2 separate regions of the Mus musculus genome follow, and region 1 is linked to region 2. The links are chromatin loops, found by intact Hi-C in ENCODE. Cell type or tissue: heart. All regions are shown on one strand. Links, peaks and the distances in the headings refer to the core of each region. The heading gives the core; the rest is flanking DNA. Region 1 overlaps Gm40085 (predicted gene, 40085). Region 2 overlaps Kirrel (kirre like nephrin family adhesion molecule 1).

Evidence for each region. Hi-C counts contacts between places; a loop is a spot of excess contacts. Peaks named below come from ENCODE experiments on the same cell type or tissue, not always from the same donor. Only the 100,000 strongest peaks of a DNase experiment are listed, where the experiment ranks them.
Region 1: a loop joins it to region 2, with 5 times the contacts of the local background. A loop is called at or near these places in 11 of 42 quality-filtered maps.

What each region holds. Positions count from the first base shown.
Region 1 is chr3:87,490,817-87,505,725 of GRCm38, reverse strand. All of the region lies in intron 1 of Gm40085 (predicted gene, 40085), which reads left to right. It also overlaps a transcript of Fcrl5 not described here. Among named protein-coding and RNA genes, the nearest start is that of Gm40085, 14 kb to the left of the region's middle. In heart, for the core only: a CTCF peak has its summit at 6,405 (motif pointing right); DNase peaks (open chromatin) are centred at 5,475 and 6,405; H3K27me3 peaks cover 1,730 bases.
Region 2 is chr3:87,082,813-87,097,721 of GRCm38, reverse strand. It overlaps Kirrel (kirre like nephrin family adhesion molecule 1), which reads left to right. Exons shown (of 16, transcript NM_001170985.2): 4 at 1,936-2,085; 5 at 5,460-5,617; 6 at 7,114-7,264; 7 at 7,821-7,926; 8 at 8,092-8,240; 9 at 8,444-8,571; 10 at 9,237-9,363; 11 at 9,456-9,556; 12 at 11,142-11,340; 13 at 12,533-12,640; 14 at 12,778-12,917; 15 at 13,778-13,855; 16 at 14,102-14,909. The coding sequence ends at 14,578. Among named protein-coding and RNA genes, the nearest start is that of Gm24472, 23 kb to the right of the region's middle. In heart, for the core only: a CTCF peak has its summit at 7,601 (motif pointing left); DNase peaks (open chromatin) are centred at 7,611 and 10,391; H3K27ac peaks cover 998 bases.

The DNA of each region.
Region 1 (14,909 bases), core at 3,374-11,373, 410 kb before region 2:
TAGAAGCACTAATATAATTGTGGGTACTGTACGGATGGAGACTGTCCCAGAAGGAAATTGAACTGCCAATACTTGTTGGGGTGCACTTAGAGAACAAGTTAGTTGGGGTGAACTTAGAGACTAAATTCCAGGGCTATTTGTAGCCAGTTCTGTTCCTGGCTTCCAAGGAGGCCTAGGGTATAGTTGAATAAGTTCACTGTAGTGGTTTAAATGAAAATACACCCCCAGTGCATCTATTAGCATGCTCAGCCCCCAGCTGAACTGTTTGCAAAGGGCTAGGAGATGCATCTTTGTTGGAGGAGGTGAAGGAATGTCTCTGGGAATGAACTTTGAGGTTTCAAAACCCCACACCAGGCCCTGTCTGTCTGTCTGTCTGTCTGTCTCTCTCTCAGCAGAAAGTCAGTGAAGGGGCTGTGGAGGGTGGGAGGCATCTCCACTCTAAGGCTCAGGCTGAGCAGAAGTCAGGGTTGGGTTCTAGGTTTTGGGGACCTTGGTGTCTGGGAGGCCAAGCTGCAGAGTCCCCAGCAGACAGGAGCATCTGTGAAGAGACTGGTATAGAGTCTTTCTGGGAGGAGAGCTGCCTGAGAGCTCACACCTTCACCCGTGGGAGGGGAGCTCCTTGTCTGAACCCCTCTCTGGAGCCTGGTCTCTAGAGGCCATCTTTCTTAATTCTACAGCTTATCTGGAAGAGCTGTTTTGCCGTTTCTGTTTCCTTTTAAGACTGTTGCCTCAGCCAATCTGCCTCAGCCCTCAGGAGCTCTTGACCCACCCGAATGAGGTCAGCTCCTTCAGTCTCTGGCTACCTGGCCTAATCAGGAGCAGAGATCTGGCCTCAAGGCTACATTTACACTCTTCCCTCACAGTGTGGGCTGCACCTGCTCTTCGAAGTCACCTGCTACCTTAGGATACTTTCCTGTATCATTTCAGAATCACATGGTCTGGCCTGCTCTGTCTCCCTGTGAGTGATGCCTCCAGGGACCTTTACACGGGAGCTCACAGCCTGCCGGGAACGGGCTTCTGCTTCCGCCTCTCGCTGGCTTGAAGGCTTCCTAATGAAGCGATCTTGCTTCTGTCATTGTGCCCAGAGAGGCTGGCACAAAGCAGACACTTGTTATAGGTTTGTCCAGTGGTGACCAGCTCCTTTTATTGAATCACTACTGGTAATTTGCTTATCAACCACCAGATGGCGACTGTACCCAGGTCCTGGCAGAGATAGCTTGGCAGGGGCTGACAGTGTCTCCCGATCTCTTCCAGAGTGATCTCAGGGAAGACAAGAGTACTACAGGTCAGACCCTGAGAAGCAGGGAAGGGGAGGCAGATCCCTGAATGATAAGCCATACTTTCTTCTGTTCTTGGAGGCAGAGTTGGCCCATGGGCTCCTCTTCATCCTTTATCCTCTCAGGGAACTTCTTCCCGTCTCAGGCAAGCTCTCAGTACTTGTACAAAGAGCCCTGGCTTCTTTACCATAGTGCTTCCTCTTGTACAGGCCATTCTGACCCTGTGCTACAGTTACAAAGTCAGGGGCTGCCCTTCTGGTGTTCAGTGTCAAGGGGACCTGTGTTTGGGGAGGGTCTGAGGCTGTTCTCAGTCAAGGAGCAGTCGAAAGCTCTCAGTAGCTGTGGTTGGTACTGTGTGTTCTCGATTGAGACACTTCAAAAGCACCTCCTCTCTAAGCTGACTTTCCCCTTTTCTTGGTGACTATCAGACTCCTGTCTCAGCTCCATGAATTCTCTGGTCTATCCGCAAAATGTGGCATCTCACATTTTCTCACAGGACTATGCATGTGGATGGAATTATGAAGGTCAAAACCTGGGCCCTGGCAGCCTTGACAAGCCAAGGCAGGTCACATGTCCTCAACAGGCTAACTAAAGCGACGAAGTAATACTGGGAAGCAGAAAAAAGAGGTTTATGCGATGTGGCCACACTGGGGAGAGAAACAGTTCTAGTGACTTCCTAAGTCCACACTTGGGGTCCACACGTGAGGTTTAGGTTTAAGTAGAAGGCAAGAGGCACTTGTAATTGAGTAGTCGCAGCCAAGGTGTGTCCCAGCCTGTGACCACTGACCCAGCTCTAGTCTACTGAAAGGCTAACGGTGGGAAATCTTTTCTGGGAGACTGCTTGGCTAGGGTTCTACCCCTTTCTTCCTTTCATTATGAAATTCTTGGGGGCAATCCCAATTGTTTGGGTTTCAACAGGCAATGAGAGGACTATAGGATATCTTTAGAATATCTTAATTCCTGTCAGATAGTTACAGTAGAGGCCTGGTATTCCCCTGGGGAACAATATATGCTTACAACTGGGATGTTGTCCTACCTGATTGCCTACCCACAAATATTTACCACCTGTCCCTGCCCTATGTCAGAGATGGCCAGTTAGAACCCTTTAAGGCCCTGTGGGGATAGCAAGCGCTAATTACAGAAAAGGACACATTGTACAGTGTGAAGATATATATCAATAATGGCTTGTGGAAGCTGCTTTTGTTGAAAAGCTCTGGCTTTGCTCTTGGGCTCACAAGGTAACTAAAAGGTGGAATGAAAAGTCTGGCTTGCATTTCCACACCTGTTTCCTTTACTTTGCGCTACCTGCTCACCTCTGCATGTAGGCATGTTGATCACTCAAGGGGGAATCTGTCCACAAGCTGGGGGGACTTAACAGCTCTCATTCAAGGTTCAGGCACCTTACTGCCTGCTCTTCACAACATTCGGTTGTAGATATCCAAGGGGCATCTAAACATCTCAGGTTATTGTCCTCAGCAGTCCTGGATTCTAGGAACAGTAGAGCCAGCCTCGAAGGGCAGACAAGCCCTTGGGTGAGGCCAGGTCTCTGTGACGGTGAGGCCGTTCTGGTTCGCAAGCAACAGAGCCTCCTAGAAACACCTGGCAGAACAAGACCAGAAACAGTGACAAGCCAGACTGCACCTTGGCCAGGGCTGCTGAGTTGTACATGGTTTGTCTCTTCCCAGTTCTTTCCATGCTCTTCTTTCAGAGCATGTCAATACTCTGAAAACAGACTTGGGGTCACCTGACTCCTTTCTCCATTCCTTTCTCCAAGGTGAACACAGATTAAATCTTGCTTTTTTGATCTTTATCACCTCTTAGCTCTTTAATTAGTATATGGGGTTGGGTGGCTGTGAATCCAGGAACTGGGTCTTTTTCCCGGAAACTCTATTTACATATCTAGCATGCAGGGCAGACAGATAGCTAATTTCCATAATACCTCAAGAGCTTTTACAAGAAACAACAGTGAACCGAAGAGTGCAGATGGACAGTGACGTATCAGAAGGAGGAGGAGAAGGAGAAGAAACCATTTAACAAGTAATGGTATTTGAAAATTTGCTAATTGATATACATTGTTTTACCCCCATATTCATACATGATCTCCAGTGTGGAGGGTGTTGGATGTGGGTCCTTTGGGATGTGAGGTCACAGTTGGATGAGGCCCCATGAATGGGATTAGTGGCTAGGGTTCTTTGTATTGCTGTCAACTAGATAGGGTCTAAAATCACATAAAAGACAAACCTCTGGGTGTGTCTGGGAGGGATTTTATAAATTCAGTCCATTGAGGTGGAATGAACGACCCTAAATGTGAACAGCACCATTTCATGGGCTGGGGTCCTGAACTGAATACACCAGAGTTCACTGCTCTCAGCCCCGGACTGTAGACACAGGTGAATCATCAGTTCCTGCCACCATGCCTTTCCCCAGAGGGACTGGGGCTGGAACTGTGAAGGAATGCAGCCTTGCAACATTTAAGTTGTTTTTGTAAAGTACTTATCACCAGCAAAAAGTAGTAAATGCGGGACTTTTCACAGAAAGCCAGGAAAAGCTTCATCTTCAGCTGTGTAAGGTCACAGTGAGGGAGGGGGCTTTCTGGGAAACGGAATCTGTACACAGATCAGCCTTCTGATGCTTTGATGGCCTCCTCCTGGAGGTGTGAGAAAGAGGTCTTCCGTTCCCAGGGTTACCCCTCATCTTTTATGAATCAGGGATGACTGGGGGAGGTAGGTTGATCTAGGAAAGGAGCTGATACAAAATTACCCTTCAAAATGAGCTCAGTTAGGAGAGGAAGCCTGAGTTGGCGGGGGTCTGTGATCAGGTCTGGAAGTGGGAGAGCAATTAGGAGAGTTACCAGAGGCTGTCTGTGTAAAGGGAGTGGCTGTCTAGAGATGAGCTTCGGAGGGAGGGGGAGCGTGAAGTGAGAGAATGAGAAGCGGCCAACTACAGCACCGTGGTCTTGATAGGACGGCCTCCACCCCTAATCCTGTGCTTTTCTGCAGCTCCATGTCCCGTGTCTCCCCTGCCTTTATTGCCAGTATCAGATAGATGCTAAGTTTGGCTGCCAGCTTGGGAGGGAGCCTCCCACCTTTAAACCACATGCTAAGCAGTCATCCTATGTTGAAGCAATGTTGCTTTCCAGGACAAAGCAGCCCTTAGGCTTTGTCCTTGACAAATCTGAAGTTTAGCTGGGTGGGGCCTCTCTGTGTGGGCACACTTCCTTCTGCTTCAGTACAGGGCAGGATGCCTCTCCTGCACGGCACAGCGCGGAGCCCTTTAACAGTACAGCTTCATTTCTAGATCATACCTTGGGAGCCACATTAAGCTTGCTAGAGTTTTTCTCCTCATAACTACACATTTTGTACATGATGATCCTGCTTGCTCTTTTTCACTGTAGACCTGCCTAAGAGTTATTAATAATGCCCATTTCACGGATTCGACCTTATGTTGCTTGAGACTTTCTCTGCCAAAACTTGGTTCATGACTTGAAATTCAGCCTTCTGTGCATTCTCAGGGGTGCGGGCAGAAAACAGTCAGACTTTTTGCCAGCATATAGAAACTGTCTCTGGCACGATTGCTAATGTTGCTCGCCTCTTGTGAGCATGCCTCTACCATCTGCACGATCAGCACTGTTGTCTTCCAAGCTCCAGCTAGAGCGGCCGTTACGTTCTTTTTAGAGCATCTTACCACTTTTCTAGTCCAGTCCTCCCAAGCCTTCCACACTGCTCTAAAGGACATGGTCAAGTTCTTCACTTGTTTTTTTTTTATTTTGTCCGTACCCACTCTTTTGTACCAACGTCTGGATCAGACATTTTTCTGTTGCTGTGAGGAAAATGGCATGGCCAGTCAGCAGCCACTTAGGAACAACATGCCGATTCTGGCTTCTGGTTCCAAAGGCAGAGTCCACGGCAGGCTGAGGGGCCAGAACAGGAAGCGGGGATGATTGAATCCTCAACCTCAAACAGAAAGCTGAGGGTAAACTAGAAGCAGGCTACACTCTTAACGAAGCCTATCTCTAGGGGCGCGCTTTCTCCAGCAAGGTTCCATACCTTAGCGGTTCTATAACCTCTCCAAATGTGCTAGCATCTGGGGTCCAAGAGTTCAAATCCACATGCCTGTGGGAGACCTTCTCATTCAAACCGGGTCACTTCCGCTCTGAGGCGCACGCAGCTGCTGGGTGTGCTTCCTCTCTCAGTGCCGGAGGAATGGTTGTCTCACAAAAGCTGCCACTGGTTTTCAGGCTTGTGAGGGCTGAGGACTTGCTCTGAGGGCAGGACGGCCAGTTTTCTCTCACCAGGGCAGCTTCCTTTAGCTTATGAGAAGTCTGTTCACCCTGTCCACACCACAGCCATGCTGCTGGTCTGTGTTTACGTTGGCTGTTTCTCATGCGTTACCTGTCTTTCCTCCCCACTTTCCAGGTATTTTAACACTATTTTGGTGCATTTTAAAACGTTTCTTCTTTCTTTCTCTTCAGAAGTGTCTATTTTTCTTATTGTGGCTCTTCTCATTTAAAGGGTGGCGTAGAAACGTCTTCTAGTCTGCCATTCTCCTCGGGGGTTCTTGACTTGAGTTTGTCAGGAGCGTGCCACCAAATCTGTTACTAAATAATGTGAAATTTTGGAGGTTTGGATCTGAAGCACCGGGGACGAGATTGGAACCTGAGATTGTTCTTCTAAGAGATGGAGGGTATTGGGAGCATATTCCATGGCTCCACTGAAAACTGAGATGATTGGCCAGATCTACAGGGTACTGTGGGAGTCAGGCACATTCTATTCTTGGGAATCTGGAATAGGAAAGAGGGGCAAGAACAATATGAAGGGCAGCCGATAATCACGAGTGTTTGAACAAACTGTAGGAACTGTTATCTTCTCCTTTCAACTGTAAAATGTATATTTAGATAATTTTGTCTTTGGGGGCCAAAGAGCTGATAATTGTCCAAACAAAACAACAACTCCCCAAATCAGTTTTATGGTGGTTGGTAGAGGCCAGTCTCTTCCTGTGATACCGACTGGCTTCTTATAATCATAGCTCTGAATCTCATCACAACTCTAGACTGCACTCCCCACACCCCTAGTAAGGTTCCTTTTGGACCTCCAAGGAATGTTTGCCTTTTGGGCAATTCTGTGAGAAGCCACAAGGTGGCAATATTGCATGCCTGTGGCTCAGCACATCTGTTCCTGGAAGTGGAAGCAGCTTTTACAACCCGTTTACTTCATCTGCCCAGCAGATCTTCAGGGAAGCCTTCATTTGCCAGAATCATTGGTGGTCACAGATCTGTTTAGGATTATACAGTTTAGTAGTAGGAGTGGGAAATGGATTACTTTGTCTGGATCCCGAGTGGCTTTAGATTACACTCAGGGGACATAGATATTTGAGAACATGGGTAACGTGTGGGACAGCGAAGGAGAAAACATTGTGTTAGAAAGGTCTTTCACTATAATATTGTAACCCTAACCTCAGCCCCACCCTGCGGGACTACATGAGTAGTTCCTAATTCTTTCTTAAGGCCATTGAAAGGAAGTTAAAGAGTTTCTGGTAGGAATCATACTGTTAAAATTATTCTTGTGACTTCCACAATGGTGCTGTTGTGCCGGAGAGCAACGAACTCTCTTCGCATGTTTTCCCTTCTGCTTTAGGAGCAGATGGCCACTTCCTCCTATAAGATAGGGACAGGCTCTAAATCCATAGCTCCATATCTATGGATCAGAGCATCTCTTGAACCTCACCAGAGAAGTTTCACGGTGCAGTGACCAGTGCTTAGTGCAGAACCTCACAACTGAAGCGCAGGGATAAGTTGGGTGTTCAGCAACTGAGACGTCGTCCACTCCCACCCCCAAGGCTCCAGAGTCATTGTAGAAGAGAGAGCAGAAAGATCGTAAGAGCCATCAGTCAAGGAGGAGCAGAGGAAAGCAATGTCTTCTGAACACAGCGGGAGGGACTACTGCATACATGAACACATAGCAGCTATTGTGGCTACACGAGACCTGCACGAGACCAAGCCAGTGAACTATCCAGCACAGAGTAGGGAGGGGATCTTGAGCCTGCACTCCTAGCTGAGAGGTGAGAGCTGCTGGGGAGGGAGGGTCCGCTTTCTTTAAGGCATCCTGTGTGGACTCTGGTAGCATGACCAGGCCTCAGTGGACGGTCTCACATCCGTGAGTGTATAGGCAGTACAAACTGGACTCAGTGAGTGTAATAAAAGAGGAAATGGAGTTGGGGTGGTGGGGGAGGGGGTGTGGATCAGGAAAGAGGGGAATATAATGAAGATGCATTAAATCCATGTGCGAAATTCTAAAAAAAAATACATATTTTAAAAAATAGGGGCAGTTAGTTAGGGTCCATGGTATATAAAGAGTGTACCTTATAAGCCAGGTACCTTTAATCCCAGAACTTGGGTTTGAAGCCAGCCTTGTTTACATAGGGAGGTCCAGACCAGCCAGGGCTACACAGTGAGACAGTCTCAAAAATTAAAAGAAAATAACTACTCTCCACATTTAAACATTAGCATTTGCTGGCTGCCACGTGCCGGGGCCAGCTGGAACAGGCTAAGAGCTAGATCTATGTGGTCGCTTCCAAACTCTGTGTTCAGTTATAATGCTGATAGTTTGCAATCAGCTACGGTGGTGATATTTATAGCAGAGAAGCTGGAAAACACAAGAAACTGGGCCTTTTATCTTCTGAAGAGTCAACTGTTAAGCAGTTACTTCTGCCATGGGGCACCAAGAGGCTCGAACCTGAGAGAACTCAGCAAGAGGCTCGAACCTGAGAGAACTCAGCAAGAGGCTTGCACCTGAGAGAACTCAGCAAGAGGCTCGCACCTGAGAGAACTCAGCAAGAGGCTGGAACCTGAGAGAACTCAGCAAGAGGCTCGCACCTGAGAGAACTCAGCAAGAGGCTCGCACCTGAGAGAACTCAGCAAGAGGCTCGCACCTGAGAGAACTCAGCAAGAGGCTCGAACCTGAGAGAACTCAGCAAGAGGCTCGAACCTGAGAGAACTCAGCAAGAGGCTCGAACCTGAGAGAACTCAGCAAGAGGCTGGAACCTGAGAGAACTCAGCAAGAGGCTCGCACCTGAGAGAACTCAGCAAGAGGCTCGAACCTGAGAGAACTCAGCAAGAGGCTCACACCTGAGAGAACTCAGCAAGAGGCTCGAACCTGAGAGAACTCAGCAAGAGGCTCGAACCTGAGAGAACTCAGCAAGAGGCTGGAACCTGAGAGAACTCAGCAAGAGGCTGGAACCTGAGAGAACTCAGCAAGAGGCTCGCACCTGAGAGAACTCAGCAAGAGGCTTGCACCTGAGAGAAAGGTGTGAACAGAGCTGCACATTCATGGATTTACAATTCCTACCTCATCCTTTGGGTTATGATTAGAATTTTTTAAAAGTTATTGCTCTTATTTTGAGATTATAACATAATTACAACATTTCTTTCTTATTGTTCCTCCTTTCAAACAGTACCATATACTCCTCCTTCCAAATTCATGTCCTCTTTTCATTGCTATTACAAGCACGTTATGTATATGCCTATACGTAGATATTCCTCAGTCTGTACAATGTTACTTGTATGCATGTTTTCCTTGGCATTGACTAACCATTGCTGTGTTCTTCCCTGGAGCAGACTGTTTCTCTTATAGTCAGCATTCCTTCGTTGCCTGAGTCCTTTGTGTAGGGCTATGGCCTCCTGGGCTTTCCCTGTCCACTTTGGTATGCCTGTTATTGTCCTTGTTCAGCGCATGTTTGGGCAGTCACGTGGGTAAGACTGTGTGAGTATAGCTTCTGATATTACTAGCAGACACTATCTCACAACAAAACTCTCTGATCCTCTGCCTCTGAGTATAAAAGGAGAGGGCTGTGGTTGGCCAAAAACTGCCCCAGAGCCAGAAGCAAGTAAGATGCAGCCACAGGCTACAATAATCATGCAGACAGTGGTATGGAGAGGAGAGATGCTACCTGTGGCAGACCATCTCTTAATAGTTCCCTCTGAGAGGTCCAAGGACTTGTGGGAAATTAGTCAGTGTCACTTTAAATAGGGTTGAGAAGACATGGCTGCTTGCAATCTGCTGAGGAGTGTAGCAATTAGGTAGGCAACATCAGAATGTGGAATTGGAGTTAAAGAGGGAGCATAAACAAGGCAATGAATATTCCATGGATGGTTTTCTACCAGTGAGACTAGGGTCCAACAGTTAATATTTGTTCAAGTTATTATTATTTTGGTCAGTGTACAGAGTAATGGGTTTCGCTGTGACACTTTCACGCATTAACTTATTATACTTTGTTCTCATTCACTGCCCACTGCCCTTCCATGCCTCGCTCCCTTACCTGCTAGCCCCCCTCCCCCAATAGTCCCCTCTCTGCTTTCAGTATTTACACTTTCCATTTCTCTTCCCTTTAAGCTCCTTCCTCCTCCCCTTTCTGTAGGGAGCAGAGGAAGCCTTGAGTTAGTGAAGTGCTGAATGTATGGCTGTTGATGACATGGGTCAGGCTTTGGATTGTTAAAACCGTCTTCCTCTGGCTCAACTAGGAGTGTTTATGAACGATTGAGCCATAGGTGCAAAACCCAGTGACCCTATCTTCTTCCTCTCAAATGTTTATATTCAGAGACTCCTTGTAAACACCCACAGACTGCTTACCTACAGAGATCTCCTACCCTACCAAGACTAGCTTGTAGAGAGACTCTCTCTCTCTTTTTTTTAATTGGCTATTTTATTTATTTAGATTTCAAATGTTATCCCCCTTCCTAATTCCCCCCAGGAGACTCCCCCCTATCCCATCTCCCCTCCTCCTGCTTCTATGAGGGTGTGCCCTCACCCACCTACCCACTCCTGCCTCCCCACCCTTGCATTCCCTTACACTGGGGCATTGAGCCCTCACAGAACCAAGGGCCTCTTCTCCCATTGATGCCCTACAAGGCCATCCTCTGCTACATATGTGGCTGGAGCCATGGGTCCCTCCATGTGAACTCTTTGGTTGGTGGTTTAGTCCCTGGGAGCTCTGGGGGAGGGGGATACTGTTGTTCTTCCTATGGGGTTGCAAACCCCTTCAGCTCCTTCAGTCCTTTCTCTTAAACTCCTCTACTGGGGACCCCGTGATCAGTTCAATGGTTGGCTGTGAGCATCCGCCTCTGTATATGTCAGGCTCTGGCAGAGCCTCTCAGGAGACAGCTATATCGGGATCCTGTTAGCAAACACTTCTTGGCATCCACAATAGTGTGTGTTTGGTGACTGTGTATGGGATGAAGCCCCAGGTGGGGCAGTATCTGGATGGCCTTTCCTTCAGACTAGCAACACCTGTCAATATAAAAGCCCTGGCCAATGAGCTGAGGCAGAAAATGGGAGGTGGGACACTGGGCAGAAGGGAGAGGATTCTGGGAAATAGTGAGAGGCTTGAGAGAATTGCCTGGGAACGCTGAGGAAACTGTGGTAAACCAGCAGGTAGCTGAGCTGAGAATAGAATACAGAGGAGATTTGCCCTAGACTTGAACCTATGAAGCCGAGGAATGGTAACTAACCATGTGGAAGACATGATGGTTAGAATAGGTTGAATAAGTTACAAGCTAGTAGGGAAATGAGCCAAAGCTTGTGGCCTAGGCATTAATAACTAGTCTCAGAGTCGTCATTCTGGGAGCAGGGTCTGAGTGGGAAAAACAGGATCATCTATCTATCTATCTATCTATCTATCTATCTATCTATCTATCTATCTATCTATCTATTTTTATATACACTAGCTAACCGCTCTCTCTGTGCTGCATACAACAAATATTCTAAGGTTCCAGATTGTGGTAGAGGTAGGAGTGGCTCCATTAGAGTACACAAGACCTACCTGACCCCAGCGTTTCTGTATCCACGTGTCTCTGTCACTTTTTAAATGTCACTGTCTGTCCTTTGTTCATTCTAATGGGGCTTAAGACTTATTCAACAAGAGGAACATCATACGCCTGTGCACTGAGAAAGGCAGCCATAACACACCAAAGAAGCAATTGCATCAAAGTCCAACTTGGTGATCCAGTGAATTCTTAGTGGGGTCACTGACAGCAGCTTTGGGTGAGGAGTCACTTGCATCTGCATGATGCAAAATCCCTACCCCAAAGTGGGTGGTGACTTAGAAAGCTGCACCCTGGGGCTCCCTGCACAGCTTACAGGCAGCTCTACACTCCCAGGAATCTCCTTTCAGCCCCTCAGTCTCCTTCCCCAGCAGATGTTTATTGCCCCTGCACCTCTGCAGAGGGCCTCTCATAAATCCTGTGGGTTTCAGCTATCCAAGACACACGAAGAAGGCTGTTTACCTTCTGAGTCTCACAGTCTTCCTCCCCTCTCCTGGAAGAATGTTTCAATTCAGAGGAAACTGCTAGGCAACAATATTTTGTTCAGTAATAGATACTTTCTTGAGGCAGCACAAATGGTCTTTTGAAATTCCATATGGATTTTAAGTGCTTTTTTTTTTTCTGGAAAAAAACCCTGACTTTTTTAGATGTTGCACTGAAAGCAGCAGAGCTGATCTATCTATCTATCTATCTATCTATCTATCTATCTATCTATCTATCTATCTATCTATCATTTACAGAAAGGGATGTATTAGAATAGCTTTCAGGCTGTGGTCCAGCTTGTCCAACAGTGTCTAATGATGCACCTCAATGTCCTAGAAAAACATGTACATCCAAGCCCCAGACTAGCAGATGTCAAGAAAAAATAAAGATCAGGGCAGAAATTAATGAAACAGAGAATAAAAGAATAATATATAAAATTAATAAAGGTACCAAATGCATCTATAAAAAATGGTTCCTTGAGAACACCCAACTAATAAACCTTGAGGCAAATGAAAGGAAAGAGTGAGAAGACCCAACCTAATAAAACTAGAGATGGAAAATGGAGGTTACTGCAGACTCCAGTGAAGCCCAGAGAATATTTAGAGGCAACTTTGAACATAATACTAAAGTAGCTTAGAAAATCTCAAAATAGATAATTCCTAGACATATGTAACATATCAAAATTAAATCAATTGGGAAATAAACCTTAAACAGACCCATAACAATCACTGAGGATCAAGCATTAATAGAAACAATCTCCCAACAAAGAAAGCCAGGCAGAGTCACTACAGAATTACACTAAACCTTTAAAGATGGACTTACATGAATACTTCTCAATCTGTTCTATGGAATAAGAAAGGGAGGCGTGGTACCCAAAGCATCCTGTAAAGCCAGCATTACCCTAATGCTCCAAACTGGATAGGAGTGCGCATGTGCACACAGACACAACAGACACACAGACACACACACAAGAAAAGTAGCCACCAAACTCCCCAATGAACATAGATGCAAAAGTTCTGAATAAAATTCTTGTCAATTGAATTCAAGAATACATTAGGAAGATCTTGCATGATGACCAAGGTAGTTCACTGCAGGGAATTCATGGTGGGCTCTACACATGTAAATCAGTAAGAGTAATTAGGCATATAAATATATTTAAAGGACAGAAGTCACATGATCATTTCAATAGATGTAGGACAGGTTTTAAAGTTTAACATTCCTTCCTGACAAATATCCTGACAAACTAGGAATACGAAAAGCATGTTATCTTAATAAGCATACACATGGCAAACATATGACAATATTAATATTGTCATCACCATCGCCATCATCATCACTACAACTACTCTTTGGAGCTGGAGACTGAATCCGGGGTCTGTGTTTGCCTGGCTTCCGAGTTAATCTCTCAACCTCTAACAATCATTATTCAAAATGAGAAAGCTCAGAGAGTTTCCTTTAAGATATGGAAAGAGACAAGGAAGGATATTATTAAATAAATAAATAAATAAATAAATAAATAAATAAATAATTCAATAATTCAATATAGTGTTTGAAATCTTAGCAAGAAAATAAAAGAAATAAATAAAAGGGACACACACAGGAAACAAGAAGTCAACTCATCTCTATTTGCAGAGGACATGGCCTTTAACCAAAGCAAACAACAAAAACAACAACAACAACAACAACACCCTAAGATTTCATCAGGAAACAGCTAGATCCAATAAACACTTCCAGCAAAATAGGAGGTAATAAAGCCAACACATACAAAATTATTAGCTTTTCTGCATGCCAATGACAAACTTGCTGAGAAAGAAACTAGGAGGAAAAAGAAATCCCATTTACAGTTGCTTAAAAAACAAAGGCCTAGGAACAAACCTAGGCGAGGAGGTGAGAGGTTTCTTCAGTGAAAATTGTAAGGCACCAAAGAACATGAAGATGATAGACGACGGAAAGACTTCCCACATTCTCAGATTGGCAGGATTAATAATAAAAAAAAATAGCCATGCAACTTAAAGCGCCCATACATTTAATATAGTCTTCCTAAATATTCCAATAATATCTTCATAGACCTAGATGAAAATTTCTAAAATTAATGTGGATGCACAAAAGACCCAGAAGAGACCCCCAGAACGCTGAAGCTTCAGACACCGCAGGTCCTCACCTAATTCCCCACCGTCCAGCACAGCATAGCAACTGCTAGAACCAGACATGTCTGGACATGTTACCCTTCACATCCGCACAGCTGTGCCCACAGTTAGCCCCATACGTAGTCTTTAATTTATTATTTCCTGATACTTAAATTCCACTTTCTCAGACAGGTCTCATGATGGTTTTACCTCTGTTGAACATTGCTCAGCTTATAGTCAGAGCTGTTGCTTGTGGTTTTCTGAATGATTTACTCTAAGGCATTATTTATCCTTCAGTTTAACTATTACCCCTGCCCCCCCTTTAAAAAGATTTATTTATTTTACGTATATGAGTACACTGTCGCTATACTTGGACACACCAGAAGAGGGCATCAGATCTCATTACAGATGGTTGTGAGCCACCATGTGGTTGCTGGGGATTGAACTCAGGACCTCTAGAAGAACAGTCAGTCCTCTTAACCACTGAGCCATCTCTCCAGCCCCAGCTATTACTCCTTTTATTCCCACATCTTCTCTTTTGCTCATTATTATCCCCTTAGCTATTTATTTCTTAATTATAACCTTCCATAGTGCTAACAGTCTCTACAATCTGTGGACCCTAACTAACAATATCTCGACTTCCTCCTCCTAGATACATTAGCCACCACTTTTTTTCTCATTTCAATGTCAGTCTAATATTTAATTTTTATTTTTCTACAACTCTTTTTTTTAATGAAGGGATGAGTTTCTTCCTTTTTTTGTTTTTTGTTTTTGTTTTTGTTTTTGTTTTTTTTCGAGACAGGGTTTCTCTGTGTAGCCCTGGCTGTCCTGGAACTCACTCTGTAGACCAGGCTGGCCTTGAACTCAGAAATCCACCTGCCTCTGCCTCCTAAGTGCTGAGATTAAAGGCGTGCACCACCACTGCCCAGCTTCCTCCAACTCTTTTTTTTTTTCTTTCCATTTTTTATTAGGTATTTAGCTCATTTACATTTCCAATGCTATACCAAAAGTCCCCCATACCCACCCACCCCCACTCCCCTACCCGCCCACTCCCCCTTTTTGGCCCTGGCGTTCCCCTGTTCTGGGGCATATAAAGTTTGTGTGTCCAATGGGCCTCTCTTTCCAGTGATGGCCGACTAGGCCATCTTTTGATACTTCCTCCAACTCTTAATCTTAGTAACTAAGATAGGGTCTCACTCCATACTATCC
Region 2 (14,909 bases), core at 3,671-11,670:
GCACCTTCAGTAGAGTGCAAGCTAGCATGTGCAAGGCCTTGAGTCTGATCCCCAGCGCAGCAGAAAGGAAGGTGCGTGGTAGCTGCTCAGCCTCCAGCCCCCAGAAATCCTACTCCCTGCTCTCAGCCTAGATTCCTGGCTTCGCTCCCTCTCCTTGTTCCTGACTCCTCAGGTCTGTCACTCTTACCTGCCAACTCTTCCTTCCCTCAGATTGTGAATTGGCCCAGGAAAGGTGGTGTGCAGCCTGGGAGATCAAGGGAAACAGGACTTTACATTGAGAGCTTTAGATGGAGTCAGGGACACACCCACACGGTGGGGCGCTGTAGACAGGTCATGCAGGAGGAGCTGGGTTAGCGAAGCCTGCCCTGCCCCCTGTATGCCCGAGATGGTATGCTCGGGCACTGTCTGCCCTTTCTGGTTTATTTTTGCTTTTGTTTTAGTTATAATTACAGCATCTCTTCCTTCCCTGTCTGCCTTTTGAGCGCTTCGTGCTTTTCTTTGCCCCCTACATGGTCCGTGTCGGCTTAGACACCATCAGCCTAAGCACCTTCTTGTTTAATTATTCCAGAAGCATTTGTTAAGCACAAGCTATACAGCCGGTGCTGAAGAAAGCGTAAAGATTCCGTTGGAGACAAAGAGCGCCAGCCCTCTATATCCCACAGATAGCACAGAAACCCTTAGAAGCACTTCTTGGTAAAGAGTCAAGATACAACCAGGCAGTGGTGGCGCATGCCTTTAATCCCAGCACTTGGGAGGCAGAGGCAGGAGGATTTCTGAGTTCGAGGCCAGCCTGGTCTACAAAGTGAGTTCCAGGACAGCCAGAGCTATACAGAGAAACCCTGTCTCAAAAAAAACAAAAACAAAAACAAAAACAAATAAAAAAGAAAGAAAGAAAAAGAAAAAAAAAAGAGTCAAGATACCTGGCCCTCATTACAGCTCGGCCACTTGCCCGCTGAATGAGTTGAGGCAAACCCGCTCTGCTTTGGTTAGCTGATTTGTGAAGCAGGTTTAACAGTCACAGCCTGCCTGTCTTAAAAGCGCATCCTTGGCTTCTGTGCCGAGTGGCAGAACGGGCTTTCTGAGGATAATATCGTTAGCGACGAGGCACTGTAATGATGCGAGTGGGTTGGGGGACTACATATTTCTGGTCTTATTATTTTTGAAGGTGGTGAGATTATTTGTTGTGTGTCTAGGCCGAGGAAATCTGCATGGCACAATCTATAAAGAAAGGAGATGGATTTGACGGATCTATTGTTGATGAGGGAGAAAATGAGAAAGAGCAACGTCGATAGATATGCAGTCAGAGGAATCCATAGCCTCTGGAGAGGGAGGCAGTGGGAGGGGTCGGTAGGTGTTTGGGTGGGAGTTAGCGGGAGCCTGTAAGCAAGGCAGATCGGGCACAGAGGCCCACCCTGTGTCTTAGAGAGGAGTAGAAATATCATTTGGATTGTCCTTTAAGAAGCCAGTAAACCTTATTTATTCTCTCTGTGTGGTGAGGGCGAGGCCTTGTGAGCCACACAGAGCGCCCCGTAAGTACTGAGATGCCCCATGTTTACCAGCGCCCTCTCTCTGCTCTCCGTGCTGGTTAACTTTTCTTTTCTTCCTCTGCTATCCATATGAGAGACATCTGCCAGCCAACAGCTTTGCAGATTTTTCAGATTTTTGTCTGCTCCTCTCTCTCTCTCTCTCTCTCTCTCTCTTCCTCATCATCCCTCCTGCTTTTCGGTCCCACAGCTATGGAGTCTGTGTCTGGTACCTCACAGCCTGACCTGACAGTGGTAGGCAGGAGAGAGAAGGAAGGAGACCTCTCCTGGAAGGGATGTGGGCTCTGCTGTGAGGAGAAGCTGGGGAGACAATGAGTCTTGGGTGGAGGGCGGAGTGGGCGAGGCCTCAAGACTTGGTCTTACTCTAGTCTCCCCTTTTCTGTCCCTGCAGCCTGGCCACGGTACCGGGTCGTGGGCTCTGCGGATGCTGGGCAATACAACTTGGAGATCACAGATGCCGAGCTGTCTGATGACGCTTCCTATGAGTGCCAGGCCACGGAGGCTGCCCTGCGCTCTCGGCGGGCCAAACTCACCGTGCTCAGTAATGACTCCCAAGCTGGGTTTCTCATTTTCCAGTTCCCTCTTCAACGTCCCAAACTTTCCCTAGCCTTGCCTTTCTCCTAATGTCTCTTTTCTCCCTGGTTTTTCTTTCTCAGCAACTCCTTACATGAACTTCATCATCAACTAGGGCCATCAACTAAAAAGATGGCCAGGTGGTTAAAATCACTTGCAGAAGAGCTGGGTTCAGTACCTGGCACCCACATCCGATGGCTTAAAACTACTAGTAACTCTACTTCCAGAGGATTCCACTGCCTTCTTCTGGCTTCTGCAAGCGCATGCATATAATGTGGTACAAGTGCATGTACACACACACACAAACACACACACACACAGCCAGAGCCAGAGCTATACAGAGAAACCCTGCCTCAAAAAGAAAAAAAAAAATCGTAAAACAAACAAACCTAAAAGCACATACAGTGTGCAAGAGGCTGTGCTATGCTAGCCTTTACTGGGTACTGTAGTTTCTGTAAGCTTGATATCCTGTGCTCCAACCTATGCCCAGATCACACTAAGGACTCAGAGCCTCTGTGCAGACAGGGATCTCTGCCCTGAGAAAGGATGGTGATGGAGACCTAGTCCATACTTTTCCTGGTTTGTTTTGCAGTCTGGTTTGTGTAGAGAACTTTGCTTGTTCCTCTCCAGCTTTCTGCTCTCCCTGAACCCCAGACCTTTTCCCTTTCGACCGAGCCTGCCTGGCTGCTCCTTCCCTCAGCATGTTCCTCTCTTGTTAGACATTCCCTAGAACATCAGGGAACAGGGGAACAGAGCCAGAAGAAACAAGCTGGGTGTGGGGGTTGAGCTCCCAGCGGTAGCCCACAAGGGGACAGAGTAGATGTCACCATGGCACGCTTTGGGCCATCTGAATAACGAGATGACTTTCCTCCACACAGAACAGAAGGGGAAGCAGCAGAGGCCCATCTTCAGGTCTTACAATCCCCGCAGCTCAGTGGTCATGGTTCTTGGTGCTTCTGTCTCCTCTCTCTCTCTCTCTCTCTCTCTCTCTCTCTCTCTCTCTCTCTCTCTCTCTCTCCTTACTTGGACTGTTCTGTCTGAGAGCCTCTCTTTCCTTTGTATTGACTCTCTGTCCCTTTCTCTTTCCTCTGGTCTCCACTTGTCATCCTTGCCCTCCCTCTAACACAAAGTCATTGCAGTGGGGAGAAAGGAGAGAGGCGCTAAGATGAGTGAGTTTGTATACCAAATCCCTTCCTATTTGGGGCTGGGGATATGGGAAACTCCTAGTAACAAAAAAGAGCTCCAGAATGCTGGGAATCCCAACCCCTGGGTTCAGGTTATGTCTTGGCCATTTTTGTACTGTGACCCTGAAGAAGTCCCAACCGTCGGGCAGGGGTTCTCTCTCTGGCATGGTAATACACACCATAATACTTTCAGGCTGCCTCTCCCTCCCTTCCTTCCTTCCTTCCTTCCTTCCTTCCTTCCTTCCTTCCTTCCTTCCTTCCTGAGATTTTATGATAAGGGTTAAATGAAGTCATATGCACAAGGTACTTCAGCAAACAAGAGTTAAACTCTGGGTAAATGGTAGAAATTATTGCCAATTGGCTTCCAGTTTACAACTGACAGTTGACTTCAAAGACCTTGGGAGATCCTAGCAAAATGTGGGTTGGTGATGGAGGTGACAGATGGTCTTTGCCTGAGTGGAGGGAAAAAAAAACAAGGCAAGGGCAGAAGGCCCAGTGGAAGGAAGTGCTTTGTCTCGCTCTCTTTGTAGCAAGAACCCAGCGTCTCTGCGCAGATAGGGGCTCTTGTGAGTGTGGTAGGAAGGTACAGCTGTAGAGAACTGGGCGAACCAGGAAAGCCTTCCCCATTTCTCCGCTTCTCAGGTTCCTCTCCCTCACTTCTATCCACAACCCTGCCCCTGTCACCGGGGTTGTTTATGCTGGGGAGCGGAGACGGGAAGAGCCAGGACTGAGGGAAGAATTAGCTGAGAGAAGCCTTGGAACCATTTTGTCACTGTAAAAGTAGCCCGGGTTATACACGTGCCCTGGATGCTACACTCTCTCTGCAGACCTCACTCCCCTCACACTGGCTCGGTGAGGAGACCTTGTTAGGGCCTCTGAGGGACAAACAGGCTCAGGGCCTTCAGGGGGCTCAACCAAGACCACGTGACAGTAAGGGAGGGGCCGGGATCTGAAGGGCACTGATCTAAATTCCACCCTCTTTTCCACTCTGCCACTCCACATGTACAAATTGAACAGAACGCTGTGTCAGCAACTGTACCTCCGGCTCAGAAACCTTCATTTCACCCACGCCGGGACAGCCCTGTCTGCCTCCAGCTCCGTGGACCTCCTGAGATCTCCCATCAAGGGTCTCCTCTAGAACTTTCTTCTCAGTCTCCCTAGTCTTGTTTTTCTCAGGGAAAAAAAAAAAAGATGAATTCGGTGCAGGCCTAGACTACATAATGAGTCTCTCTCTCTCAAGTTAATTAAGTGAATAAATAAATATTTTATTAAAAAAGAGGAACTCTTATCCTAGGGGAACTTTAAGACTCTTGGCCTTGGGAAACACAGGGTTTGGCTCACCTTAACATTTAGAAGTCTGTGGCAATGGTATTAGAAAAGGCACCTTACTTCTTAAAACCACATGTATCGCCAACTCAGGTGCTTAAGCACACAGCAAAGGCCTGTTTTAGCTATACATTAGGCAGCGGAGAATCTTTTTAAATGCCAGTAAGACCTGGGCCTGCTTATCCCAGGGCATTGAAGTAGGGGAGACAACCACCAAGGGTAGCCAGTGGGCAGATAACACTCAGTACCGCCGCAGGTGGACACGAAGCTTTCTGCATCCCCCAGGATTTGGCCAGGGTGATAACAGCAGCTCTGGGCGAGGGCAGGAAACAGCAGAGGCTAAACGAGGAGGTAAGGGTCTGCAGGGCTTGAGGACCCTAAAACAGGAGGCTGATACCTGAGAAGCCATGCTATAGGCAGCTGCAGCCTCTGGAGGTGTTTGAGCAGGAGAACAACACACCCTTAACTGCTATGAAGAAATAACCTGGCGAAGGTGTGGTAGATAGAGTTGACCATCCAGCCATTCCAGGCAGATGGATGGGGCTAGGTGTAAGGATACCCTTCCTTCCCGAGGGTATGATCTGACCTCAAGACCTTGAGGTGGCCCTCTATACTCTCCTGGGCAACAGCGGTGAGTATAGAGCAAACAATAGGAGCCGCTGTGAGAGAGTATCCCGCAAGCTGGGTGAATTCTCCCCGGGGAGCACTGTGTAGAGTGATTGTAAGTGGGGCTCTGGCGGCATTGCCCTGCCGAGGGGACACATGCCCGCCGACAGAAGGATGCCTCAGTTCGCTGCATCCCGAGCTGATTTTCTTCTCCTCTTCCCTCCAGTTCCTCCAGAGGAAACAAGGATTGATGGGGGCCCGGTGATTCTGCTGCAAGCAGGCACCCCCTACAACCTCACGTGCAGAGCATTTAATGCCAAACCTGCTGCCACCATCATTTGGTTCCGAGATGGGACACAGCAGGAGGGGGCTGTGACTAGCACGGTGAGGACCTGCCTGCCCCCTCTGGCCCCTCTTAGCCCCAGCTTCTCATTGTCTCTCCTTTCCCTCTTACACGGGTAGATGTGGTAAGACCCTTTTATCATACAGTTGTGACGACTGAGGCCCAGAGGAGATAAATGGGCTCCCCGGTTCACTGTGCCATTTCCATAAGTACTTCCTTTTTGCTAAGTACCATGCCTGGTAGACATGTTATGGGCAATTTCTCTTAAACCTCAGAAGAGTCCCATAAAGTAGGTGTTGCTTCCAACTTACAAAGGAGGAGGTTGATGGTCAGAGAAGGCAAGGGCCCAGCTGGATGTCACTCAGAGAGCAAGCAGCGAAGTTGGCATTCGATACTGGAGTCCGGCTGCACTATTGATCCTTTACTGTCCTCTGTCAGAATGGCAAAAGGCTGCAGGAACCAGGGTTGTGTGCATATTCTCAGAGTCACACAGCAAAGCTGATGGCAGTGGCTAGCATGTTTGTGCACCTTGCCCTGGGCTGGGCACTGTGAGAGCCACTTCCCAGTGGGACGAGAACCTGCCCACCTGTGTGTCCTAGAGTGTGAGGATGGGGGGCCTGGGTTCTGGCTGTAGCTCATAGTGACCTCCATGCCCTGGAACAAATATCTTCCTTCTGCCCTTTCATAAATGATTATTTGACCCCAATGGGGCCCAACTTTTTTTTTTTTTTTAACCATCAAAAACTGTTATTTTTCTCCTGGGGGATACATGTTTTAAAATATATTGGCAGCCAAACAAGTTGATGGGCTAATAGCATTTGTTATCTGCTCCTGTCTTTTGCTGATTCTCTTAAGACTGGTGATTCCAAATATCACTGTGTTTTGCATCAGTTAGGTGCTGCTGTGGTCTCCTAGAGATGCACACATAGCTGTCTGAAGGAAAGGCCTTGCTCTTGTTCACAGTGTGGTTTCCTTAAGTGGGTGGGTGACAATATGGAAAATGACTGCAGTGTCACTGAGCCAGCATGCTGAGCTGATGAATCTGTCTCAGTAATCCAGGACCTTAGAGCCACCCCTGAAACACATGGTACCCAGGGCCAAGTGTAAGACACTCACTCTCACTGTAAGTGGTTCAGGCAGGAGAGAGCCCAGAGGTCTGGACAGGCCTGAGAAGGCTTTCTAAAAGCGGAGAAACTCACTGTGGGCTTAGAGAATTCCAGGAATTCAACACTACAGAGGGAAGCTCGTGTGCACCACAGGCTTCAGTTAGTTTTAAGATATCAATATTAGAATATCTGTTATAATACGATTTCTACACTCCTGTAAGATGTAATAATGGGGGAAGCTGTGGTAGAGAGGAGAAACTACCTTTCTGTTTGATTTTTCTGTAAATTGCAGAAAGCTATTTAAAATACCCAACTACTTTACAATGAAGTTGGAATAGGGAGGGAGATGCACTTTAAAGGTCTGCCCTTTGGTGTCTCTGAGAGCAGAGGTGGGGCTTTTAGCCTTGACTCCCATCTTCCCTCACCCCCAGGAGCTGCTGAAGGATGGGAAAAGGGAGACCACAATCAGCCAACTGCTCATTGAGCCCACAGACCTAGACATTGGCCGCGTATTCACCTGTCGCAGTATGAATGAGGCCATCCCCAATGGCAAGGAGACATCCATTGAGCTTGATGTGCACCGTGAGTAGGGCATTGGGTAGGCTACGTGAAGTGGGGACATAGCAGCCTGAGAAGTACAGAATAAGGAAGGAGCCTAGGGGTCCAGGACTAATGTTCCCCTCATTTCCTGGTTTAAGCCATGGGCAATAATGGTTGGTGGGTGGAGCATTGAGTATAGTATTGTACCTGCTTACTTGAGTTGTGAGTATTAAAGACATTATGGTACAGGAGCATGTAGCATGGCTAGCATGGCTAGCATAGCATCCTGCCAGATGTCCATGCATTCCTCCTAGTCAGGGATGCTCTTACCCTGGCCCTTTACAGTAAGCTGAACTAACCCACAGTGCCACCTAGTGGTCATAGTAGGTCATTACATCCACTGGATAATTCCCTTGCTATCATTCTTGGCCTGAGCCACCGGAAAGACTCTGTGTAGAAAGGGTGAGGGTGATAGCTGATATTTTGTAAACTTCAATTCTCACTTCACATCAAGGTGGTATGAATACACATGTGACAGAGGGAAAGGGAGAAACTCGGGGACAGAAAGGACCCTGACCTCCTATCCCGTACTTTGCAGACCCTCCCACAGTGACTCTGTCCATCGAGCCCCAGACAGTGCTGGAAGGCGAGCGTGTCATTTTTACATGCCAGGCCACAGCCAACCCAGAGATCTTGGGCTACAGGTGAGGGGATTGGGTTTTGGGAGTGCTATGCACCTGATAAATGGAGAGGTGCTTGGGACTGAGGTGGTTGTGGGGTGGGGGGCGGGCTACGGAGGAGACCAGAGTCCCTGAATATAACAGAGAGTCCCAGGTTCTGATCTCCCATCCCTGGGCCTCATCCTCTAGGTGGGCCAAAGGGGGCTTCTTGATTGAAGACGCCCATGAGAGTCGCTATGAGACAAACGTTGACTATTCCTTCTTCACGGAGCCTGTGTCTTGTGAGGTTTATAACAAAGTCGGGAGCACCAATGTCAGCACTTTAGTGAATGTTCACTGTGAGTAGCTGGGAGGGGAGCAGCAGGGGAGGGGGCAGAGAGCAGGACCCTTCGAAGGTCCTGGGGTACAGGGGACGAAAACTCCACTAACCTGGTAGACAGGGGTAAACATGGGAGGTAGGGGTCAGGAAGAGAGACAGCCAGTCAGAGCTGATGATTCTCAGGCACCTGAGACTCTGACCAGCCACCTCTCTCCCCATCAGTCGCCCCCCGGATTGTAGTTTACCCAAAGCCCACCACCACAGACATTGGATCTGATGTGACCCTCACCTGTGTCTGGGTTGGGAATCCTCCCCTCACCCTCACCTGGACCAAGAAGGACTCAAACATGGTAAGCCTCTCTCTTCCTGCCTGTTCTGAGCGCTGGGCGTGGGGGTGGGGGGTGGGGGTGGAGCACAGACTTGCTGGCGCAGTGAAGAGAACGGGAGGGATGGGGTTGGTCTTTCACATCGAAACTGGACCATTTCTAGGTCTTGGGGTTTGGGAGGAAAGAGGGTACTTGCAGTCAGCCATACCTCTTCTCCTTGGACTTGCATAGAACTCAGGGTGAAGTGGAGGGGGGGGGGAGGTGCTGCTGTGGTAGTCAGATCTAGGGCATTCATTAATGATGCGGAGGTGGTAGGGAATCGCACAAAGAAAGCTGAAGTACACAGTTCTAACGACTCCTATTTGACAGTTAGGGCCAGAACTGTAAAGGGAAATTTCAGACTAAACTGGCTTACCTGGCTTGGTAATAAAATCATAGGGACGAATCATCAGAAAGGACTGTATCCTTTTAGTTATCGTAGCAGGCACCTGTGCACTTGGGCAGGCGCTTATTGCCAGCCTGCTTAGAGTCTTAGGGAGTCTTAGCCTGACTCAGGAAGCCATTTACCTTCTGGGAATTCACTTGTGGCCCTTCATGCTTTCTTTCCCATGCCTCCAATGCGGGGGCCCTCACCGACCCAGGGGCCCAGGCTTCCTGGCTCCCCACCCGAGGCTAATCTCTCTGCCCAGGTCCTGAGTAACAGCAATCAACTGTTGCTGAAGTCAGTGACCCAGGCAGATGCTGGCACCTATACCTGCCGGGCCATCGTGCCTCGGATCGGAGTGGCTGAGCGAGAGGTACCGCTTTATGTAAACGGTGAGTGCCTTAAGAGGCCGAGACCTGTCCAAAGAGCACTGAAGCTGTTGGCCTGAGATCTGACCGGCCTGACTGGGTCTTCCTGCCTATAGGACCTCCTATCATCTCCAGCGAGGCGGTACAGTTTGCTGTGAGAGGTGATGGCGGTAAGGTGGAGTGCTTTATCGGGAGTACCCCACCTCCGGATCGAATTGTGAGTACTGGGTTGGCGTGGGCAGGCAGCCCTTGGTGTGTCCCATCTGCCCGGCTTCATCTCCCCACCCTCTTCTACTCTCAGAATCCTCCGCCTTTTAGTTTCTGTACCATTTCACCTGTTCAAATACGACCTCCTCCCTTACTTGTGTGATGATGAACAGATTAGTGGTTTGAACCCCAGTTTCTCATCTGTGACAAGGAGGCCATCTCCCCTCATAAAAGTCATTACAGCCACAGTTGTGAGGAACCTAGTAGTGGCCCCGGGTGGTGGTGGCGCACACCTTTAATCTAAGCACTCGGGAGGCAGAGGCAGCGGATTTCTGAGTTCGAGGCCAGCCTGGTCTACAGAGTGAGTTCCAGGACAGCCAGGGCTACACAGAGAAACCCGAGAAACCCTGTCTCGAAAAGAAAAGAGAAAGAAAGAATGAGCCTACTGCAGTTCCTTGGAGTCAGGCTTCTTTCTTGCAAAGGTCCTTCCTCTGCCCTCATCTTCCACCCTTGCTAATACCTTCCAGTCTTTCTTCGTACCTCCCTCTCCTTCCTCCATCCCCTCTGCTCCCCCTCCCACCTGTCCGCTCTTCTCCCGTTTCTCCTGCCTTCCTCCCACAATCCCTGACCATCCCTCATTCCTTTCTCCTCTCCCCTATACCATAAACAATTAATTCCTCCTGTGGCCACTAACCATCAAAACCCTCATCACATTTAATGACCATTTGGCTAACTCCAGGGCTGCCCAGGGATACTTCATTACCACAGCTGCCTAGGCAGAAGACGGTTTGGCTCCCGGGAGGTTTGCCTCATCGAGCTGGGAGGACTGATCCCTGGAAAGGAGCCAGAGCTCAGCTGCTCCTCTTCCTTAGCCTCCCTTATGCCATGAGAGCACACAGTTAGGACTGCCCCAACTGGGACGGCAGGGACGGAAGGCCTTGGGGATCCGCCTCTTGACTCCCGGCTCATAATTAAGATACATCTCTAGAGAGCCTAGCAGGTTTCTGTGGGTTGATTCATGGTAAGGCTGGTAAGATAGACTTGGGTGCGGTTAGAATCACGAGGCTGAGCATTGCCTCACATGGTCAGAATCTGCCATTGCGGAGATAAAGACAATGAGGCCCTGAGAGGGAAATCACGGCCTCATGGTTGCTCTGGGGTGAGAGGAATAGAAAACGGAGCCCAGGGATCTCAAGTCTCAACCCAGTCTTCCCAGCAACATCCAAGATCCGAATACCAGCTCATTAGCTCAGCTGCCTCCCCATCACAAAATACCACCCAGTGTCACACTTAGAGCACGGGACCTCGGCAAAAGCTGATTGCTGGACCTCTCCCTTACATTCATACTTGGTACATAAACCTCAAGGATGCAGTTTTTTAGAGTCTCTCTAGATAAATCTGATGTCTACTGTATGGGAGCCACAACTTGTGGAGCAGACGTTCAGTGTTGGGTTGTTTCCGAATGAGGGTATGTAGGGCCTGAGGACCACACATGTGCTGGGTGAGGTTACCTGAGAGTGGGTTGGGTCTCCCTGGGGCATGAGCTTCTTCCACGCATCCTTTTCTTACATCCTTCCTGCCTTCCCCCATCCCAGGCATGGGCATGGAAGGAGAACTTCCTCGAGGTGGGGACCCTGGAACGCTACACCGTGGAGAGGACGAACTCAGGCAGCGGTGTGCTGTCCACGCTCACCATTAATAATGTCATGGAGGCGGACTTCCAGACCCACTACAACTGCACTGCCTGGAACAGCTTTGGACCAGGCACAGCCATCATCCAGCTGGAAGAGCGAGGTCAGCCACGCTAACTGCCGGGATAGCCTGAAGTTCCATCTTCTCTTTCTATAGCAAGGTTCAAAGCAAGATAACTCTTTCTCAGGCCTCTCTGCCAGAAGCTGACTTTAGTGGTCTGCTAGTTAATGTACTATGTCAATGTTCCTTGAACATCTTTATGTGTTGAACTTTGAAGGAACAGTTGTAGGCATGAACAGAAAGCCATCCCCACGCACAGGAAACTTTCCTCTTAGTGGAGGGACATACGTAGTAGGAACAAATGAATCCAGACTGAGAAAAATTAACTGGTATATGCAAAAGATGAATACAGCCTATGTCGCTGAGTTACTGAGAAAATAGAACAGAGGATATTTGTAAAGTTCAAGGGTTCCCCTACCCTTCAAACATCCTTGGTTTTATAGAAGAGGTACATTCCCTCTGGGCACCTTTGACAAAAGTGAAAGAGGTACCTAGCTTTTGACAGATATGTTTGATGAGGGGAAAATAGCACTTGTTTGTTTTGGAGAACTAGTCGTTGAAAAGAGAGATACGGAGAACCGAGGGACCCTTGGGAACTGTCTGGGAAAGCTAATGGTTCCAGTTTCGTTCAAGGTGCAGGATGGAAGTGGGGAACAGAGGAGGGTAATGTGGGGGGCTCAGCTAGAGAGGATTGAGAGGGAAGCTCTATAATCAGTGTCTGGATCCAGCTAGTAACCCCAGAAAGAGAAAGCCAAAGGCAGAGTCCTTGGGTGTCTTCTCAGCTAAGGGAAGTGGGGGCACGAGAGAGGAGCGTTGGGCCTCAGTGGGCCGTGCACATAGAGCAGACACAGCTTTGCAGGCAAGGACACGGGAGTGGAGGCTGAAACGGAGATCACAGACTGGAGGTTGGAGACAGCCCTGCTTACGAAGGAGGGACCCAGCTCATGGGAAGGTATGCCAAGTAGAGGAAGAGAGAGCTCTGAGGCAAACTGAGGGCAGGGATGGAACACTGGCTGCCCTGACGGCAACTCTGGTTAAACTACAGCACAGATTACAAACCAGACTCAGCCCAGCTCTTCTCAAATGTGGCCTAGACGTAGATGTCAACACGGCCCAGCCCAGGCAAAACTTACCTTTGTACACAATCCAGAGTTGCCCCAGTAGGTTATGGTCACATCTTTGGGCCCCTATGTGGCTCCATCCTCATTCCTGTTCCTTTCCCTCCCTTCTATAGAGGTGTTACCTGTGGGCATCATTGCCGGGGCCACCATCGGTGCCGGCATCCTGGTCGTCTTCTCTTTTGCTGCCTTAGTGTTCTTCCTCTACCGACGTCGCAAAGGCAGTGAGTATAGGCGCCGTAGAGTCACAACACACCCTTCATCCCCCAACCGTACCCTTCAAGGTCTCGTCAGGGGGCTGGGGCTAGAAGTCAACCGTGCAGACCAGTAGAAAGCCCCCAGCAACATCTCCCTGTCCTAGGTCGAAAGGATGTGACGTTGAGGAAGCTGGACATCAAGGTGGAGACGGTGAATCGGGAGCCACTTACGATGCACTCTGACCGGGAGGATGATACTGCCAGCATTTCCACGGCAACGCGGGTCATGAAGGCCATCTACTCGGTGAGGATAATGCTCCTTTCAACGTGGCCTAGGCTCTTCATTGTCCTACGGCCAGCCCCACCAGCTTTTAATGATTTCCGTTACCTCTAATTCCTCTGTGCATTTAACCTGTTCCTGATACCCCAGTTCCTATGTACCAACCTGCTCTCAAATAAACGCACCCACACTGGTACCCTAGTGCACACTTACTTGTATAGACGTTCACACACATATGCATAACTACTTTCTCCCCCCTGCCTACCCACAACTCCCTTTGCCTCATCCTTCCCTCACACAGAGGAAAATCTGTAGATAGTTTTAGTTCAACCTTCTCATTACTGAGCCAAGGCAGCACTCCCCAGTGGTAGCAGTGTTATACTCATGATATCATATTACACACTAGCAACAAAATTAACACTAGAAGCCAGGTCTCTGGTGTCCTACCTCAACCTATATGGTGAGACACAAGCCTGCCCCAACCCCAGAGCTGCCTTTAGCAAGTGGCCTCTGAGCATGGAAATCTGTTGCCTTAGTTAAGTTTTACTGCTATGAACAGATACCATGACCAACGCAACTCTTATAAGAACAACATTTAATTGGGACTGGCTTACAGGTTCAGAGATCAGTCCAGTATCATCAAGACGGAAACATGGCAGTATCCAGGCAGGCATGGTGTAAGGAGGAGCTGAGGAGTTCTCCATCTTCATCTGAAGGCTGCTAGCAGAGGATTGGCTTCCAGGCAGCTAGGATGAGGCTCTTAAAGCCCACACCCACAGTAACACACCTACTATAACAGGGCCACACCTTCTAATAGTGCCACTCACTGGGTCGAGTATATGCAAACCATATGCTGTTTCCTGACACCCACACCTGTTCTTTAGTCCTTTAAGGATGATGTGGATCTGAAGCAGGACCTGCGCTGTGACACCATTGACACCCGGGAAGAGTATGAGATGAAGGTGAGGGGAAGGACTGATGCAAGGCACAAGGACTGGCTGGCTGGGACGTGGGGTAGGAGGATCTGCAGGGGGAGGACAGCAGGGAGGAGTGGTCAAGAAGTCTGCAGAAGGAACAGAAGATAGAATCACCGGTATGGTGAGAAGGGGAGGAGACATGGATTGAGCTGGGCATGGGCAGAAGACTCAGGAGAGCTTATTACACTGGGGGAAGTTCCCACATTTACCCTTTTCTCTTCTTGCCCTCAGGATCCCACCAATGGTTATTACAATGTGCGCGCCCACGAAGATCGCCCGTCCTCCAGGGCGGTGCTGTATGCTGACTACCGTGCCCCTGGCCCTACTCGTTTTGATGGGCGCCCATCATCCCGCCTGTCCCACTCCAGTGGTTATGCCCAGCTCAATACGTACAGCCGGGCCCCTGCCTCTGACTATGGCACAGAGCCTACACCCTCTGGCCCTTCTGCTCCGGGTGGCACCGATACGACCAGCCAGCTGTCCTACGAGAACTATGAGAAGTTCAACTCCCACCCCTTTCCCGGGGCAGCTGGGTATCCTACATACCGTCTAGGCTACCCCCAGGCCCCACCCTCTGGCCTGGAGAGGACCCCCTACGAAGCGTATGACCCTATTGGCAAGTATGCCACCGCCACTCGGTTCTCCTACACCTCTCAGCACTCAGACTATGGCCAGCGATTCCAGCAGCGCATGCAGACTCATGTGTAGAGGCTGGATCTGGCTGGGGTATCTCTGCGGGGCAGAGGAGATGGCTTCCCAGCTGTTCCCTGACATTCAGGGACATTGCTCATTGCTCCTTTCATGGACCCAGCCTTTCTCCTCCTGGCCATCACAAATGAGGAGCAGGTCTCCCAGTAACATCCCATCCCAAGGATGGTGCTCTGCGCAGGCCCCAGTCTCCCGGGCCTGCCCTTTCCTCTCCTTCAGGAGAATGTCTCTTCTGACCTTTGCTCTGCCTGACCCAAGCATGGGGAAAGGAGAGGGGAGGTTGGGGAAGGGGAGGAGAAGGGAGAGGAGAAGAATACAATTTATCATTTCC